Regions from separate parts of the Mus musculus genome. Here region 1 is linked to region 2. The links are chromatin loops, found by intact Hi-C in ENCODE. Cell type or tissue: heart. All regions are shown on one strand. Links, peaks and the distances in the headings refer to the core of each region. The heading gives the core; the rest is flanking DNA.

Region 1 (5,379 bases), core at 162-5,161, 170 kb after region 2:
ACCTTCTTCTCTTTCTCTTTCTCCTTTTTACTCTTCCTCCTCTTTTTTTTTTTTTTTTTTTAGACAGAGTCTCATTCTACATATGTTCAGGAGGCTATGCCCTCCTTGGATAGCATGCCTCAGGTTAGATTGACCCTTTTAGTATGCTGAGCCATTGTTTGGAGAGAAAAACTTTCTCCATCCTGATATATTAGTGCATTAAGAAGTTGACTCCTAGATTCAATCAAGGTCTCAGGTTCAACCAAGAGAAAAGTCCCTACTGCATAAGCTAAGATAAAACTCTTCGTTAGTATCTAAGTACTGAGCGGGATCCGGTGGTTCACGTTTAGATTTCTAGGAAATTTCCACACTTACAACTAGGAGAAGCTACAGAGAACATGTATGCCCCCACACTTTCTCTCCTAACACCCCTTCACAGGCACAGTGATCAATATTCCCCAATATCAACATCCCTCATCAACATGGTACACTTGTTACAAATGATGAACCTACATAGAACAATGTAACTGCCCCAAGTCTATAGCTTACATTTGAGTTCACTTGCTGTTAAACATAGGCTTGGATAAATATATAACAACATTAATGTGCCAAATAGCATCAGACAGAGTTTTCATTGCAAATATACTCATCTGAGGTCTGTGTAATTATTTTTCTCTCCCTTAGTCCTTATAAAACCACCGACTTATTTATTTAATCCTATTAAATAATTTCGTCTTTTCCAGAATGACATCACATTGGAATCATATGGGACGCACCCTTTCATGTTGGTTTCTTTCACTTTATCACTATGCATTTAATGCATCCATGTTTTTTTTTTCCAGTGTTTTGTTTTTGTAGCCTTAGGAAGCGGAACCTAAGCCTTCGATATGCTAGGCAAGAACTCTCCCACTGAACTGCATTCTAAGCTTGGTATTGGCTCATTTTTTTTTTAAAACAACTGAGTAAATCCCCACTCTATGTATCAGAATTTATCTATTCACTGATGAGGGACTGCATCTAAGCTTTGTTCCACTGAGTGTGGAACATTCATACTCAGGTTCCTGCATGAACACACGTTTTCAACTCCATTTACTGAGCACCAAAGAGTGACTGGTGTATCATACAGTTTGTGTTTTGCACGAAGCTGCCAAACTGTCTTCTACCATGATGGTACTATTTTGTATTGTCCCAACAATAAATGAGTTCTTGTGGTCCACACTTTTGTAGCAATTTATAGTTGTCAGTGTGTTGGGGTTTGGCCATTCTCACTGTTGCTTCAATTTTCATTACATTGGCGTCAGTAAATACACGGCATGTGTGGAGATTAATATTTACAAATGCTGCAATGAGGAATGGAGAATCCAGTTAGCAGAGTGCTAGCCTTGGCAAGCATGAGAACTTGAGTTCAGCTTCCTGGCACCCACGTATAAAGCTGGGTAAATAGATTGTGACTGTGATCAGAGTGCCAGGAACCAGCGACTAGGATGGGAAGAGGAAGGGACCTGGAACTTTTGGGTTCCAAATCATGGAGCCCCAAGATTGGTGAGAGATCTTGTTTCAAAAGTATGGCGTAAAACAGAGGTTCTTGACCTATGGATTGCAACCCCCTTTAGAGTCTAATGACCCTTTCATGGGGGTCACATATCAGATACCCTGCATGTCACATATATACATTATGATTCATAAGAGTAGCAAAATTACAATGTCCATCTCTAGCCTCCGTGGGTATACACACACACACACACACACACACACACACACACACAAACACACACACACACACACACACACATACACACACACAAACTGCCATAGTCATTAGGCATTGAAATTGCATTGTTATTTCTATGTAGAAACAAAGACCTGAATATTCATAGAATGATAAGTATTATTGTAGCCCTAAATCATTCCGTTCTTCTTTAATCGAAAAGCAAAACAAACAAACAAAACCAAAGCAGAAATCCTTGAGATGAACTCAGTACTGAGATAGTAACATGTCAAAAAGAAGGGACTAATGAGATTAGTGAGGATTGTTTTAGTTGAGTAATTAATAAGAAGGAGTGGGGGAAAAAAGCCTATCTTCAGTCGTAGCACTCAGGGCTGGTTCTTTGATCCAGAAATGGATGGGAGTAAGTAAAAAGGGATGTTCCCTCGGTAGCTTGATGATTTTGGCAACAGTCCAACCAGTGTTGCAAGAAAGGAAGCGGCCTCAAGATGAAAATCTCTTACAGGCTGGCATCTGCCCAAAGCTGAGATGTTGACAGAGAAGTGCAGGCACACCCCAAAACATCCTGATTAACTCGCAGGTGTTGTGCAAAACCCAGTGGGAAGAGGAAGACCATACTGCACCCTAGGCTGACTCTGCTGGTGGCCCTACTGGTGTGAAGAGTGCTCGATAGGCTAGAAACCCTAGGATGGTTCGGTGTTTCTGTTGTAGACTGGAGCCTTTCTCAGAGACGCATAATCTTGTTGATCTAGAAAGGATTTCGCAGAACAACTTTCCCAGTGGAATTTAGTTGTCCAGAAATTCCCTTCAAAAAATATCTCATAACACTACGCTGTATTCGGGTAGAAGGTATGTTAGCAGTAGAAGTAACTTCATGAGTTCAGTTTCAACAAATTCACTCATCACAAAGCCGATAAACCGAACGAACCAATGCTGTAATCAGAAGACGTGAAATGAGACCCGCTGGGACATGATTTGTATGGAGTATTTATCATCTTATTTGTTTTTGTATTATTTTCGTCTCTTTATACATCATGAAACAAATTGTGATCAGCATGAGATGTATTTGCGAATGGGAGGTCTCAGCAATCACCTTGTTGTCTTGTGGGTACCCTGGCTGTAGGAGAAATCTTCCTCCTGAGATCAACTGAAACCTGAGTCAAGTTGGAAATGCCAAGTCAATGCACCCAGCACTAGCTAGCATAAAGCTCTGCTGAGGTTTTGTTTATTAAACATTATGATAGTATTGTGATAGCATGCTAGCGAAAAAGTATTATTTAAAAGGTTAAAATGGCAGCCTTGGCTACCACGTTGTGTTTAAACCTCAGCTTGTTTAAATCTCATCTGGAAAGCTCTCCCATGGAACCTTAGAGAACGCTGCAGGCCGTTGGAGGAGCTGTGGTCATTATTTCTCAAGAACTAGAGTGGGCAATCCGACAAAACAAACAAGCTCAGTGCTGTTAAAGAAAATGATTTACGTTCCTTTCAGGACATGTCACAATGAGGACTGCACTATGGACTTCTCGAGCGCTTTTCTGTTTGATTTTCACGCAGAACGAATGGAACACAATGTGTAATGTTCACTAATTGCCAGTTTTATTCTGTTAGCATCTTCCTTAGGATGTGCCTAGGGGCCCAGCGATCTATTTTATTCATATGTCTTTCACCAGTTAGGTTTAAAGTCCCTTCCTAAAGTGGCCAAGCTCCTGTGTTTTCCTATTGCTGTGAGCATTAAGTAGGGAATTAATTTGCACACAGTAGGGAACTGGTTACTTACTGATTCTGCATTTAAGCTGTCTGTGAACTTATTCTCAAGCAAGCATTTACTATTGTAATGTGTGTGGTGTGGGGTATTATGCTAATGAATATTGTCAGTACATAGACTGACTCATCTATAATTTTGTGTAAAATATCATAAAACCATTTTTTATGGACTATTAACTAAAGGAGCAGGTGTTGAGTATTCACTGTTGTTCGTGTTCAGCGCTGATTCTTTAGAAGGTTGGCCTTTTGGGCAGTTAGTATACAGAAATATAAGAAACAACCTTATCAGAGATAGCTATTGGTACTGTTCTTCATTAAAATAGGCTTTTGATGGTTACTATAATTCCTTTGTAAATTGACTGTTCCTTTGCCTAATTTATCAATGCCATTCTGGTCAATAAACCTAATAATGTAATTTTTACCATCAGTGTTGTAAATAAAAAAAAAAACAATGATAATTTGTGTTTGGTTGAAAGAATGAGTCAACAAGTCGTGTTTATATATTCATACCATAAGGACAGCATTCACAGACTGAATGGTATGCTCATTTTAGCTTTACATTTTTTTTGACATTTCTTAAGGTTCCTAATTTCTTCAATTTACATTGTCATCTTTTAAAAATGTTTTCAATTACAAAGTGTCAACTTTAATTTCTCTTTGCATCTCTTGGGTGCCTCTTTGCTCCATCTGGACTGGCTGTTCTTTTGAACACTTAGCAGTTTTCATTTCGAGACTGATAATTTTATTATCCTGAAGCCATTTCTTGGCTTGAAAAAATTTGTTTGGGGCGGTTGGTTTCCTGCCTCCTTTTCCCAGAAATGATTTGTGAAGTGTGTTCCCAACTGCATGGATGTATAGGAAGTCAACGTTGTGAGTCTTTTGATATCCTTATGTGAATAATTGCAGTCTCTTTAACATTTAAAATACAATTAGTCCTCTATGTAAATATTAACAGGGGCAGAAAGCTTCATTTATTGTCTAATTTCATCTGATCACGTAACCCCAAGCTTTTTGCCAAAATGATGAATCGTCTTCGGATGCATTCAGGAACATTGTGTAATCTCTGTAAGATTATCATGGATGCCTGTGAAAGGATCAGTGTGCTCCCTGCTGCCAAAGTGAATCCCATGCTTTTATGTCCTCAGAGTCTCTACCATGGCATCACGTTGGAGATGTCTTTGCAGGTTCCTGTTATTTTGTTCCTCTTTCTTGGTTTACTCTCTCCATTAGTTACAGAGGAAGGGACCGTGGGTGACACAACTTTTTTTGAGGTCTTCTGTGTTTGAAATCTTTTTCTTTTCTTTTTACTCTTAAAAAAAAAAAAAAACCAAAAACAAACAAACAAACAAAAAAACACCTGAGTGCCGGACCAGGGATCGTGCAACCAAGGAAGAAACAGCATTGTGGTGACACCCAGCGCGTACACCTGTGGCGCATCCGAGCCCAGCAGGGGATACTTCCTGGAGGAATCTCTGGAGGGTCCAGTTCACTGTGGCTGAACAAAGCCTGTTCCTGCGCCCAGTCCGCGGGGGACTCTTGAACAATAGAGACCCCAAGACCACCGAGCTGATGGCATCTTCCACTCCTTCGCCTGCAACCTCCTTGAACGCTGCGGGAGCAGATCCTAATACTACCAACCTGCTCCCTACAACATATGATACTTGGTGTGGATGCATCAGAAAACTGGGCCTGAAGATCTGTGGCTTCTTGCAAAGGACCAATAGCCTGGAAGAGAAGAATTGTCTTGTGAGCGCCTTCAGGGAGAGACAGTCCCCCAAGAACCTGCTTTCCTGTGAAAACGGTGACCCGGGTACCCGCTTCCAGCGCACAAAGACCAACTTCTCCAATTTGTTTGCTCAAGATCTGCTTCCAGCGAAGAACGGGGAGGAGCAAACTGTGCAATTCTTGCT
Region 2 (5,379 bases), core at 89-5,088:
TTTGATCTTCAATCACTTGACAGTGTTTGTTTGGCTTGTATTTGTTTTTTATCTTTGGGCTTAAAAGAGATCCAAAGAGAGAAAGAGCAGTATGCCACTTCTTAGAACAAAAGTATAAGGAAAAAAATGTTCTTTTTAATCCAAAGGGTATATTTGCAGCATGCTTGACCTTGATGTACCAATTCTGACGGCATTTTCGTGGATATTATTATCACTAAGACTTTGTTATGATGAGGTCTTCAGTCTCTTTCATATATCTTCCTTGTAACTTTTTTTTTCCTCTTAATGTAGTTTTGACTCTGCCTTACCTTTGTAAATATTTGGCTTACAGTGTCTCAAGGGGTATTTTGGAAAGACACCAAAATTGTGGGTTCACTTTTTTTTTTTTTTTTAAATAACTTCAGCTGTGCTAAACAGCATATTACCTCTGTACAAAATTCTTCAGGGAGTGTCACCTCAAATGCAATACTTTGGGTTGGTTTCTTTCCTTTTAAAAAAAAATACGAAACTGGAAGTGTGTGTATGTGTGCGAGTATGAGCGCCCATTTGGTGGATGCAACAGGTTGAGAGGAAGGGAGAATTAACTTGCTCCATGATGTTCGTGGTGTAAAGTTTTGAGCTGGAATTTATTATAAGAATGTAAAACCTTAAATTATTAATAAATAACTATTTTGGCTATTGAGCGTGTTTTTATTTTTAAGTGTCTCAGTCTATGAAGTTACACACTTAAGGGGTGATTGGCAGAGCTGGTAGGGGTAGCAAGGTTATACTACTCATGTCTTTCAGATGAGGTCTGAAATTTTGTTTCAAGTTAAGACCTCATAGGGTAGACTGACCACTTCTTGCAATACAGATAAGCCTTCAGGCTTCATTAAGATTTTTTTTTATTTAAACCCTTCCCGGAGAAGTGAAGCCCACAGTATAAACATTGTTGAAATATAAAGTTTGGATATTCACAAATGGCATGGCCCCCAGAAGGCTGTCCCAGGATAATGGCAGCCACATGTTAACCTCTGTCTTCCAGAGTCCTCCACTCCATAATCCTTGGGCATGCCAGGAAGGAAGTAGAATAATTTTTTCCAGGATGTCTAGTTCTGACCAGAATGATCCTAGCATGAGCTATCCTGGGTCCCTTTCTCTCTTTGATTCTCAGGACATTGTAATGGTATGTTGGCTTTCTCATGGACTTGCATGTGGTTTTTATGTTTGAATGTTCACTCTGCTGGGTGAAATCTTTTGTTGCCAATTTAAGTCTGCTTTTGTGCTTAGCTATTTTAGGACGTAGGCCAGAACCACCATTGAATCTTAGTTATAGATGGTTTTTAAGTTTTCCTCTGAGCCAAAGGCTTAGGCATCCTCTTATTCTTCTGAAGGCCTTTTTCTGAGCTCAGAAGTAGGCACACTAAATTAAGAGGAGGAGGCATGCATTAGTACCAGAAGTGCTAGGATGTGTTTTGGGATATCACGCCTGAGCTCCATCATTTTGAAGTGGGAAAAAAAGATGCTTTTCAGCCCAGCATCATGGGAGATGACTCTTGTGCTACCTGACAGTCTACGTGTAGTTGGCAAGTGGATTTTCATTCGACAAGCAGTTGTGTCAACTTGTCTTCTGGGAGTGACTTTTTTTAAGCGACTAACTCCAAGGGGGTGGGGGTGGGGGGGGGGAACCAGAAAAATAATCAAGCCAGGCTCTATTTGGGTGTCCCAAGTCAGCAGGAACACAAAGCAGAAATGGACCGCAGTTCAACTTGGCTCCCGTTCATCCGGGTTCTGAAGAGTTTCCGGTTCTGAAGAGTTTCCGGTCCTGGCTCCTGGCATTTGCAAGCAGTGGTTGCTGTCTCGCTGCAGCTCAAGTAGCTGACTGCTTTCTTTCCTTTTCTCTGATTTCTTCTCTCTCATTTCTTTTTTTTTTTATATTAAAGGGGGCTGGGGTGCGGGTAATTTGAGTGTGTCTCCCTCTTCGTGGATCATCTCTGTTCCTTCCAGAACTTGCATCCACCCGAGTTCCTACCGCTGGGCTCAACCCGGACAGCTGGCCTCCGCAGCACTTCCTCTTGTTCCACTGTGCGTTTGTTGTTTTGTCAGTCCACTTCTGAAATTAATAATGTTTTCTGGCCAAGTGCCACAAGCCATTACCACAAAGGGGAAGTAACACATATGAATAGCAGGAAGCCGTGCAGGGTCACAGTGTGAGCTGAACCTGTGGAGGGAACATAATTGAGGCTGGCCCATTCAGCAAGTGTCTGAGTGATTGCAGGCAAGGGGAGCTTACAGCCTTCGAGCGGCTCAAGCTGTGAAAAGGGGGGGAAAAGGTTTCCAATAAATTGGAAGCAAATGGTCTTTGTCACCAGTCTGAGCTAAAGGAGAGTTTAGGGCCCCCATAAAGTTGCAGTGTTTGGGGGGTTTCTCCGCTCCTGGCATATTGTTTCATAAGCCTGGTGAACACAGGGCGCCTGTTTCCTCTGTTCCCACAAAAGGGTTCATGTTAAAAGGGTGATTTTTTACGGTTCACCTAGGCCAGGAGATTCAAAGAGCTGTCTGCTTTTCTTCTGTTTCTCCTCTGAACGGTGGGAGCCAGTAACGGACCAACAGCAGGAGCCCTCACCTCACCCTGCCTCTGCCTCCTTCTCTTCCTGCTACCCTTTGTGCTTGCAAGGAGCCAAGGGAAAGCTATCATTTTCCTTCTCAAAGTTGGGCTGCTTTCCTGAATGGAGCCCTCATGGTTACTAGGGCAACCTTTGCCAGCAGCTGCAAGCTCTCTAGCCAGGCCTTCTTCATCACCTGCTATCCCCATTAGAGCCATCCTCCAGTCTGGGAGAAAGCGTTACCTTCCCTGCCTTGTGTTGGGAGGGGGGAGGCTCTGATAGGAGAAGGGGTTGTCTGCAGGTTTCAGGGGTGCTGCAAAACCAAACCAATAACCCCTCGGGGTGTGCAGCAGCTAATGGGATGAACAGATTTCAGGGTTAAAAGTCGGAGTTAGGAAGTTTTGTCTGGTGATAAAAATACCAACAGTCTTTAGAGGAATGAAAAATATTTGCATGGACTTTAAAACTGGGTGGCATGAATTGTGATTCCCCTTCTCTCGCTAATGGAATGAGTAGCCCAGGGCAAGGCTTTTGGCCCCACTAAAGGGTTTGGTTTTTTTTTTTTTTTTTTTTTTTTTTTTCTCATCTGTGAAAAGATGCTGATCTATCCTTCTAGGCTCCTTTTATAATTCTAGCCTTCTGATCGTGGATCGGTGATACTCTAAAGGTTAAAATGAGAGGGTCAGGTGGCAACAACCCCGTCTATAATAGATACTGCATACTGTGCATTGTGGGTAATACTCCTCTTAACTTCTCAGAATGGCTCTGTGAGATAGGCTCCATTATTGTTCTCTTCCAAAGAGGAAACTGAGGCAGGGATCCCCCCTTATGGCATCTAGTACTCTATTAGGGAATCCCTGTCCCTGCCCCTCTTCCTTCTCCTCTTCCCCTTCCCCCTCCGGTGTGTGTGTGTGTGTGTGTGTGTGTGTGTGTGTGTGTGTGTGTGTGTGTGTGTGTACAGTATTGTTACCTTTTCGAACCGAGCTTTGGGGCTCTGTTTGCTGCAGACTGCTTGTCCAGTCAGCGTTGGCTGCTCTTCACAGCATCCTGTGATGCTGGGTAGGAAGCGGCGCCTCCATTTTATAGCTGAGGAAGTGGAGTAATCAGAGGTTACACGGGCCGGCAGGGATGCCAGAGCCAAATCATGAAAAGGCCAAGCTGCCGGGCCTTTTCATGTGTCAGTTCATCTGGAAGCTTCTTTCCTTCCTCTCCGGAGAGAAGTTGCCCAACCTTGGGCCGATTAGCACATAAGTTACAACACTGATGTCCCTCAGGATCTCTAGTTAGCATCATGGGGCCTGGCCCCGACCTTTGCTCACACTCCTGGGTCAGCTCAGCGGAGGGGGGGGGGGGGACTTCTGAAAGCAGCTACCTCCTCCCTCTCAGAATGGCTCTGTGAGATAGGCTCCATTATCTGATTTCTTCCGGAAGAGATTTGTGAGAGAGAGTCAGGGTTAGGGGAAGGGCAAGAGAAAGAGTGGAGGTCTGCAGACCAAGGGACAAACAGCCAGCGAAGAACAGGAGATGGGCTGGGGGAGGGGGTGGGGGTGGGGATAGTAGAAACACACGGAAAGAACAGGTCCTGGGGTAGCTGATGGTAGGACAAAATCCTTGAAAAGCCCTTAGAAAACCCGTCCACAGATTTGAAGCTGTTTCACAAGGACAACTTGGGCTGTAAATTTATATGCCGTGCCTCACATGCAGTTTCCCAAGTACCCTGCAAGACTTTCAAAGATTCTAATACAATCCTTGTGTCTTCGGTGCTCTCGTAGCAGTTGGCTCTGAACAGGTCCAGTTTGGGGATAGGAGCAGGTGTGTGCGCATGCGTGCGCGCTCCCCTGGGCGCTGGGGCGATTCTTTCAAACGTCTTTATAGTCCAAAGGGAATTGAAGGGCACAGAACAAAGTTCAAACAGTTCACAAATATTTATTCAGACCTTGATGTGAGTCTGTTTGAAGAAAGAAGGTGACAATGAAGGACAGCTGAAGACCTTCACTGAGTCCTCCAAAGTCAAAGGCAGGGCCAAGCCTCCAGGTGTCAAGGGATGTTTTCTGGATGTCCCAAATCATTGGGTCCTCTAGGGACAAGTGGACTTCTTGTCTGTCCTGCTTTGTTTCAGTCATGCAAACAACATTTTATACCCTGTATTTTAATGTTTACGAAGGGATGGACGGATAGCGTGCAGCTTCACCTAGCGACTTCCCTAGAAGCAGAGACCAGATGTGACAGGAACATTTTCAAAGATGAAGTACCAAAGGCACTATATGTTCTTTGAGAATGACACCTTCAAAGAGAGCAAGAAAATCAACGACAACAAAATCTATTGTTCCTCCTCTGTTAGAATTGTCCCTTTCTGGATTTTGGAGAAAAATCTAAATTTTTAATAATGTTTAAATTTTAAAAAATGCATTCTTTAAATTTTTTTTAGTTGTACTGGAGATTGAAATCAGACTCTTTGGTATATTAGGCAAATACTCTTGTTTTTGTTTTTGTTTTTTTTGAGACAGGGTTTCTCTGTATAGCCCTGGCTGTCCTGGAACTCACTTTGTAGACCAGGCTGGTCTCGAACTCAGAAATCCGCCTGCCTCTGCCTCCCAAGTGCTGGGATTAAAGGCGTGCGCCACCACCGCCAGGCTAGGCAAATACTCTTACTATTTAGCTACATGCCCGGTCCATCCTGACTACTTTGTGTGTGTATACATAGTTGTGTGTGTACATGTAGTTGTTTGCAGAGAAGAGAAAACAACCTTAGGTACTATTACTCTTGGTCAAATCCACTTTGTTGTTGTTGTTG

What was found. A loop is a pair of places that touch in the nucleus more often than their neighbours do. Peaks named below come from ENCODE experiments on the same cell type or tissue, not always from the same donor. Only the 100,000 strongest peaks of a DNase experiment are listed, where the experiment ranks them.
Region 1: it touches region 2 in a loop (2.4-fold over the local background); 5 of 42 quality-filtered maps call a loop at or near these places.

The regions. Positions count from the first base shown.
Region 1 is chr10:99,439,008-99,444,386 of GRCm38, forward strand. It overlaps the pseudogene Gad1-ps. Among named protein-coding and RNA genes, the nearest start is that of Gm34983, 18 kb to the right of the region's middle. In heart, for the core only: a CTCF peak has its summit at 2,341; DNase peaks (open chromatin) are centred at 2,144 and 4,964.
Region 2 is chr10:99,266,808-99,272,186 of GRCm38, forward strand. It overlaps Dusp6 (dual specificity phosphatase 6), which reads left to right. Exons shown (of 3, transcript NM_026268.3): 3 at 1-682. Gm34921 (a long non-coding RNA gene) reads right to left here and starts at 4,092. Exons shown (of 2, transcript XR_380738.4): 1 at 3,556-4,092; 2 at 57-2,200. In heart, for the core only: no CTCF peak of the experiment used is centred there; DNase peaks (open chromatin) are centred at 2,104, 2,744 and 3,774; H3K27ac peaks cover 2,236 bases.